Linked DNA regions of Homo sapiens: region 2 is linked to region 1. Evidence: read pairs that join two places in POLR2A ChIA-PET (ENCODE). Cell type or tissue: MCF 10A. All regions are shown on one strand. Links, peaks and the distances in the headings refer to the core of each region. The heading gives the core; the rest is flanking DNA. Region 1 holds the start of LOC105370139 (a long non-coding RNA gene). Region 2 overlaps SLC7A1 (solute carrier family 7 member 1).

Region 1 (4,395 bases), core at 72-4,071:
GCTATCCTAGTAGGAATGTAAATCAGTACAAACATTTTGGCAAACAATATGATGGTATCTAGAGAAGTTGAAGAGGTGCATATTCTATAACCCAGCAACTCTGCTCCTAGAAATGTTCCCTACAGAAACTCAAGCATGTGTACAAGGAGACTCATACCAGCCTCATTTCAGCATTGTCTATACTGGAAACAACAAAATATCCATCATTAGGAGAATCAATAGTGACATATTCATCCAAAGAAGTACTCTAAGGTAGTCAAAAATGAATTAACTAGGGCCTTGTGCATGTTAAGTCTTTTTTTTTTTCTTTCTTTTTTTTTTTTTTTTTTGGAGACGGAGGCTCACTGCAACCTCTGCCTCCCAGGCTCAAGCAATTCTCCTGCCTCAGCCTCCCAAGTAGCTGGGATTACAGGTGCATGCCACCATGCCCAGCTAACTTTTGTATTTTCAGTAGAGAAGGGGTTTCACCATGTTGGTCAGGCTGGTCTCAAACTTCTGATCTCAAATGATCCACTGCCTCAGCCTCCCAAAGTGCTAGGATTACTGACGTGAGCCACTGTGTCCAGCCTCAACAATAAGTCTTAAAAAACATAGTGTCGAACAGAAAGTAAAACTGTAGTAAAATACATATTAGTAAAATAGCATGCAAAACAATCCTGTATTGTTTATCTATACAAACACATGTGTGAAGATCATGAAAAACATCCATAAGAATGGTAAGGCCAAACTCAGAACAGAAGTCAGGTTCAGGAGGAAGGGAGAAGAATGGAATGCAGGTGGGTGGGAATACACAGGAGGCTGATCTGTAAGGTTTTATTTACAGTTGATACTCATTATTGTATTTTATGCTTGTTACTGATACTTTTTTGTATGTTTGAACAATTTTATTTTAAAAGCTCCAACCCTCTCGTGTGGCAACAAAGCCACTCACCATCTTCCCCTCTCTAAGGCATCTTTGCCAACCTTTGCAGGCTCCCGCCTACTGCTCCCCATGTACCACTGGGCTCTGGATGTACCAAAGTTTTGGGTCATTTCCTGAGTGTGTCTCTTTTCTTTATGCCCTTGCTTACTGCCTCCTCTCCCTCTAATGCCTTCCCTCTAAACCCTACCTGGAAAGCTATTCCTCCTAGATTCATTTCATGTGTCATCTCTGGAGTGAACGGTGCTTATTATTCAATGTCATGTCTCTTGAATGTGCACAGGACTCATCTGGAGATCTTATTAAGTCTGGTTGTGGTTGCTCACGCCTGTAATCCCAGCACTTTGGGAGGCCAAGGTGAGAGGATCGTTTGAACCCACAAGTTCAAGACCAGCTTTGTCAACATAGCAAGAGCCTGTCTCTGCAAAAATAAAAATAATAAAACTAGCCAAGTATGGTGGCATATGCCTGCAGTCCCAGCTACAAGCAGGAAGATTGTTTGATCCCAGAAATTCGAGGCTGCGTGAGCTATGATTGCCCCACTGCACAGCAGCCTGGGTGACAGATTGAGACCCTGTCTCAGAAAAACAAAAAACAAACAAAAAGAAAAATGCAGGGTCTGAATCGGTAGGTCTGGTTGGGGTCCCTGATTCTGCATTCCTAATGAGCTCTCCAGCAGTGCTGATGGGGCGGTTTGTGAGCAGCCAGATCCTCATGACCCCACCTTCTTCCTGGACTCCCACCCGCTCCTCTGTATTCCCTCCTTGCAACATTCATTGTGTTGCTGTGGGTCTGTTTTTTGATATCTGTCTTTTAAATGAAACTAGTAAGGATAGTAACTCCAAAGAGTAACATTTCTGCCCTGCACTTCACAGTATTACCAGCACCCAATATTCATTTGTCAAACGTTTGAAACATTCCAGTGTTGAAAGTACAATTGTATTTTGTGCCTCAGGTGAAACCTTATTAAATCTCTTAAAACAGTTCTGTTTAAGTTGCGCTTTCTATCCCAGGCCAGTGGGAACAGGTATGCAGAGCTGTCAATGCATATTGTCTGCAGATCAGGTCTGAATAAGTTCCTAATTACAGTGCTCACTGGGAGGGGAGAGCTGGAAAAATGTTCTGAACCCTAGGGCAGAGATACCTTCGAGTTCCGGGGATTTAGTGACTTAGTCACAAGCCAAGATTTTGCTGTCAGCACTAAGATAGCTTATAGGAGGTTTGCAGACCTGCTGTAAGTATAATAAAAAATAAATAAATAAATAAATGAAGCGGCCAGAGAGAAAGGGCAAACGAAGCTGCCTGAAGATGAACTCCAGTGGCCTGGCCAAGGTTCTGCTCCTGCAAGCCCTCTCTGTTGTCTGAGAGCCCAACCAGCTCCACCTGTGAGAGGCGGCACAGCCAGGCAGGGTGGAGCCAAGTGCAGGCTCTCACCTGCCCGGGAGTCCAATTCTGGCGCTGCCACTTGGCGGCTAGGACATCTTGGGCAACTTGTGTCACCTTTCTGGGCCTTCGGGTGCCAGATTTAGAAAACGAAATATTGCATGAGACGTATGTATACCAGCAAAGTGTTACTGGCTTGCCTGAAATTCAAATATAACCGGATATCTTGTATTTTATCTGGCAAGCTTATCTAGACCTCACTCCCTTCGTGTCTAAAATGGACATAGTATAGTACCTACCTCCTAAGGTTGTGAGGATGAAATGATTCTATAGATGTAAAGTGCTCAACATACAGCGTGGCTCCAAGGAAATGCTCAGAAAGGTAACTTTCCTACCACTTCCTCACCTCATGATCGACATCTGTTGCCAGAATTGTTCCTACAAGTTCTGTCACCCTAATTCCAATTTCTCCTCCCTTTCACTTCTTCTCCGCATGACTGCCAGAGATAACATTTGAAAAGATCAATCTGGGCCAGGCACGGTGGCTCATGCCTGTAATCCCAGCACTTTGGAAGGCCAAGGAGGGTGGATCATCTGAGGTCAGGAGTTCAAGATCAGCCTAACAACATGGTGAAACCCCATCTCTACTAAAAATACAAAAAATTATCCCGGTGTAGTGGCATGTGCCTGTAATCCCAACTACTCGGGAGGCTGAGGCAGGAGAATTGCTTGAACCCGGGAGTCGGAGGTTTCAGTGAGCTGAGATCGCACCACTGCACACCAGCCTAGGCAACAGTGAGAGTCTGCCTAAAAAAAAAAAAAAAAAAGAAAATATCAATCTAGTTGTGCACTTTAAATGCTACTCAAAATCTTCAAATGGCCCTTACCCACAGGATCAAATCCACACTTCTCAGTCTAGGGTGGCCTTCAAGACTTGGATTCCCTCCCCTTTTCAATCCCTCCCTTTTAAATTTTTTTTAGAGATGGGGTCTCATTCTGTCACCCAAGCTGGAGTGCAGTGGTGCATTCACAGCTCACTGCAACCTGGAACTCCTGGGCTTAATGGATCCTCCTGCCTCAGCCTCCCAAATAGCTGGGACTCCAGGCACCTGGCTCCCATTCTAATCTCTATGCCCACCACCTCTCCTGCTGAGATCCCATGCCATGTCTGTCTGTAACCAACTCTCTCCTGCTCTCTGTCCTTCCTTAGTGGCTCCCTGTGCCTAGAATCCCTTTCTCCCCTTGGCCCCTGAGAAACATCTGTCCATCCTTTGGAGTTTTGCTTCAGATTGGCTCCTCTAGAAGCTTCCCTAACACCACCACTGAGAGCCTCACCAATTCCTCACCCGGCTCCGCCTCTGGGTTCTTAGAGTGCTTTTTACAGACATTTGCTCCTATCATTGTATTTGAATTATTTTAATTTTTGTGTTATGTTTCTCTAACAGTATAACATGTGTGTGTCAATTTTTATCAACAACCTGGAGCTTTTAGTTAGTATTTGAAGAATCTTAGTCAGGAACCCATACATGAAGAGTGGTTAGCAAACATATGAAAAGCCCTAAAAGGAGTCCACAGCCCAGACGGGCTGCAGCAACTTCAAATATCCTCATCCGAATCTGCACCAGAGGACCTGCTCTTTGGGTAAGGGATGCGGAAAGTAATTTTCCACTTACAGAATGGGCGGAGTTCAAGCTACATGGTGGGCCAGAAAGACTAATACAGGCATCTCTGCCCTTTCATGGGTAGAACAGAGCACGCTCAAGGTCTAAACTCGGCTCGTCCCTGGGCCTTCCACCTACAAGAAGCTTCTGCCATTGATTTGATTTAGTTGACCTACTGTCAGGATACAGTCGCATTTGCCTTTAGTGAAACTTTCCTGCAGGGTGTTTGTTGGAGGGCCTGAAAGAACAGAGATTGAAGTCACCAAAATAACAGAACAGGTTGAGTGACCAGCTCTCTACCTGCTTGCTAATGAAAGTTGATTCATGTTGTGGAATGGGGCCTATAATTTGCTTTCATTTTAACGCTTTACTTTGTAGTGAGGCGGTTGGACCAAGGCATCTGAGGGATTCCCCTAATCATTGAAAGCCATC
Region 2 (4,395 bases), core at 178-4,177, 110 kb before region 1:
TGAATTAATGAACCAGGCAACAGAGAAAAATAAAAATCACATACAACTGAGCTTAAGAACGTTCCATTCCCATGACATCCCGACCCTGCCCCCACCCTCGCTTCTCTCCCTGTGAGAAGGTACAAGAAAACCATTTTGATCAAGGAATGTTCTGGGAGTTTTCACAGGCGTTTGCAGAAAATACAGAAGCTTGGGACCCCTTCAAAGCCTTCCGAGAGACCCATCTACTTTGCTCTCTTCTTCCTTACTTTCAATGTCCCTGTGCAAACCCCCGTGCTAGGCATAAAGCTCTGAAGTAAACATAGGTCAGACACAGCCAAGGTTTCCCTGAATACTCGTGCCCAGCACCTTTGGGGTGACAGAGATGTGTGGGAGCCATGCTTCAGCACCCCGTTACCTTTAGCCAGCCACTTCTAAGACTTTTAAAGAACCAAATATAAGTCAGCTGCAAAGAGGCTTAAACACTACAGCATACAGCCAAGCATGCGCTGTCCCCTCTAAGTGGCATTCTGGTTTAAGGTCTTACGGGCAAGGGTCCCTGGAACTTCACCCCAGTGCTAGCTCTGGCAGCGCCATGCCTGCCCCTGAGGCACACCCCCAAGACAGGTTCATCTCCCACCTCATCTGCCCATTAATTAGAAAGCTCCTGACATCTGCCTCTTCCATTAAGAATTTCCTGAGGATGACGAACAAGTAGCAACCTCTCCTTCGCCCATTTCACCACCCCCAGCCTTCTGGAGGAATCACTTTGCATGTTAATTTACACCTACTCCTTTAGCGGCAAAATACCAACACATTTATGTGCAACCTCAGGAATGGGATTTTTCTTCTCGGAGAAACCTCCCTGAAGGCTGGGGCTTAACCCTTTACACACCAATCCTAATTGCAACTCATGTTTATTGCCCTCTCGTGCTAAGCCTGGCAAGGCGCTAAAAGCTTCAATCCTTAATATAACCTACAAGAGGGGAACTGTAAGTTTCTCCATTTTTCAAATGAGGAAACTGAGGCACAGAGTTGCATGTGGGTGTACAACACAGACCTCTTGAAATGAGGAGGGCTGCTTGCCACTCGGCTAATTATCCCTGATGGCAGTAGTTACTGAGTTCTTCCCTCTCTTCCATGGGTGTTCTGTCCTTGTCCTCACTGCCAAGCCCTCAGCTATCACTCCTTGCCGGTGCCAGAAGCCCCGCCTCTGCTGCCAAATTCACACATCCTATCTGCAGACGGCTGTAAAGCGATAACCAAGCTGGGCCGAAATAAGTGTACAGGCTATGACTGGGTCGCCACACCCCTGCCGTCCCAAGGCCACTAACGTAAACGGACTCTGGGACAGCAGCCTCTTCAGTTCAGTTGAAAAGATCATTTTGAGCATCCACTTCCTAGCAGGCACTGCTCTTGGTACAGGAGGCACAAAGACACATGCATCCCAGACCCTCAGGGAGATGTGGTCTAATGGGCAGATCAGGTCTCCCTGCAGTTGTTCCAGGTTCCAGCAGTTTTGGAGGTGCTTGCTACTCCCAGTGACCCTGAGAGCTGGTTAGAAATGCAGTCTCTCAGACCCCCTCCCTGAGCTCCCAAATCAGAATGTGCATTTCAGGAGATCCCCAGGGGAGGATTTGTATGCACGTGTGGTCTAGACAGTTTAAAGATACCCACAGTATGACCTTAGGATATGAAAGGCACTATTACATTATGCCAAGTACTTAACTTGCACACTCACTGAGATACGTTCCTTCTATCCTTACTGCCCACTCCTACTGCCACTTCTGCCCAATCCATATGACCTTAGCTACCTACACGCTCTTTAGATAGCAATGAAGGAGTAACAGTCATAATGAACAGGACTGTTACAAAATGCACCCAATGTACACAACTACAATGGAAATGTTTCCTGCTTTGTGTGCTACATTTCCAGAAACAATACGCTCCAGTTAGTCTTATCCCCAGGTTTAACTTTTCAACTTTTTATTTTACACAGCTTGCATCTTTAGGTGCAGGTCCCTCATTAGGTCTAGACCTGGCAGCGATGTGGCCTTCAGGCCCCACCCCAGAACTGTAAAGGAGCCCACACCCGTGCCCGCATGCACAGTAAAAGTGTGCCCCCACAGTTCTGTTCCTTCAAGGAAGTCTAGGAACAAGGGCAATTCCCAGAACTCAAATGTTTGAGTCACTGCTCATTTGGATATGGGGCAGTATTGCTTGCTCCCACAAAGCATCCGTGTTGAGAAACCCATGCTTTCCCTCTGTCCCTGCTCCCAAGTACCTCCCCAGGGTGGAATCGTGCTTTCTTCCTTCACACAGCAGGACACTTTGCTGGAAAGAGACTCTTGCTGGGACCTCTGTGGGTCAAGGCCAGCAGCTCTTAGTAGACTTCAACTCTTCCAGCAACTCAAACTCTATGCAGGGTGACTCAGCAAGACCTCCCTTGCAGATGCTCCACACAGGACCACTCATGGGCAACCAGGAGCCGCAGGAAAGTGACTTGGATTTGTGCAGAGAGCTTTCACCTCCCCTGGCCACTGCCCTACTCCAAATCACCCAAGAAACATGAGACGGCAATGCCCTCACCTTGACTCATCAGACCACAGAGTCTTTCAGTAATTAGGCCTGAATCCCAGCACAAATTAGATCTGATAATTTTCTAAAATTCTAATTGTATCAAACTCTGAGACCAGCAAGACAGACATTCTTCCCAGTTCAATAAAATTACTCACAGAACTAATGAGTGCTCTTGCTTAATTTCTCCCAAGATTGCCCTCTGGAAAGAAAGCAATCTGAAAAAAGAAATGTCTTCCAACAAAAGTTAAAAAAACAAACAAACAAACAAAAAACCTAGCTGCTGAAACTGTGAGGTTATAGATTTGTGGGGGAAGTGTGGTACACTTGCAATAACAGAGTCATCATTTATTTCAAACGTTAACATATATAACAGCATCAGATCAAGTTCATGAGGTTTCTTCTCAAATACCAACAATGGTGATGGTAATATTTGTAACTTTTTTTTTCTTTTTTTTTTTTGAGACGGAGTCTCACTCTGTTGCCCAGGCTGGAGTGCAATGGCACGATCTCGTCTCACTGCAACCTCCACCTCCTGGGCTTAAGTGATTCTCCTGCCTCAATCTCCCTAGTAGCTGGGACCCAGCCCTCTGCTAGGACTACAGCTACTCGGGAGCTGTACTGCGCCACCATGCCCAGCTAATTTTTTGTATTTTTAGTAGAGACGGGGTTTCACCATGTTGGCCAGGCTGGTCTCAAACTCCTGACCTCAGGTGATCTGCCTGCCTCGGCCTCCCAAAGTGCTGGGATTACAGGTATGAGCCACCACACCTGGCCAATATTTGTAACTTCTATATGAATTTTTAAGAGTACTGTAAAGTAAGCACTCTGAGTTCTCACAACAAATTTATTTTTATTGAGAAGCATAGTAAATAAAAGAAACTTCCCAAGAACAAGGACAGACATTTGCACATTGTTTCAATAAATGAGGCCATTTATCTTGTTCTAGTTCTGTTATGTCATTGTACCTTTGTTAGGCAGAGTCAATTCCCTTGATTTACAATTGTTTTGTGAATTATATACACAGACTTAAAGACATTTATTTTCTAAGAAAAAAAAAGAAAAAACATTCAAGCATTTCTTAAGCAAAAGTCCATCCAACCTTTTCAAGAAGAACTATTTAATGGTATGGCTGCTATTGTTAATATAGTTTCAATACCGTTCGATATTAACCCATAAGATTTAGTCAAAAAATAACATTTCTATGAGTATCTTTTCTCACTCTTCTTCCCCAAAATCCTTAACTCTTTCAGACAGGTTCTTCGTCGCATCACGCTGAATAAAATAAACTCAAAGAAAATCAGAGCACTGAAATTAACAAATGTATGGCCCATTTCTAAAAACTCACATACAGCCTGACCAGGCCACCTTTGGGACACCACTGTGTCAGGTTAACGAAGGACAGATACCCCAGTATGCAAAAGCAAACCACACTGGGGAATTCACACAGGTCTGCCCTGAAAACCTACTCACTTTCTTGGGCATCATCACAGAGAATAATGTCCCCTTCAGTCAGAAACTCCTAAATCACCACAAAAAGAAACCTTGACTCTTCAACTTTCTTTGCCCTAACTGGTCTGGATGGAGAATTGACTCCCATCCCCTAGTGCCAGCAGTGAACATGAAATTCAGGACAATGTGGTGGAGTTGCAGGTGAGGTGTGGCTCATATGTCTAAACCTAGTGTGTTTTGCAAACTCCAAGTTGCCACGAGGAATTTTTCTTGTAATGAAATAGAAAAGAATAAAAATTATCTCAGCGTATCACAGATAGTAAAAATGAGTACTGTTTCATAAAAATTTTCATTTTATCTATATATCAATATGTGTGCCTCTGTGTG

What was found. Peaks named below come from ENCODE experiments on the same cell type or tissue, not always from the same donor. Only the 100,000 strongest peaks of a DNase experiment are listed, where the experiment ranks them.
Region 2: POLR2A ChIA-PET joins it to region 1 with 5 read pairs; 5 of 35 experiments call an interaction of 5 or more read pairs at or near these places.

Annotation. Positions count from the first base shown.
Region 1 is chr13:29,691,460-29,695,854 of GRCh38, forward strand. It overlaps LOC105370139 (a long non-coding RNA gene), which reads left to right and starts at 3,541. Exons shown (of 3, transcript XR_941804.3): 1 at 3,541-3,943. In MCF 10A, for the core only: no CTCF peak of the experiment used is centred there; a DNase peak (open chromatin) is centred at 2,312.
Region 2 is chr13:29,581,114-29,585,508 of GRCh38, forward strand. All of the region lies in intron 1 of SLC7A1 (solute carrier family 7 member 1), which reads right to left. Among named protein-coding and RNA genes, the nearest start is that of SLC7A1, 12 kb to the right of the region's middle. In MCF 10A, for the core only: no CTCF peak of the experiment used is centred there; a DNase peak (open chromatin) is centred at 2,488.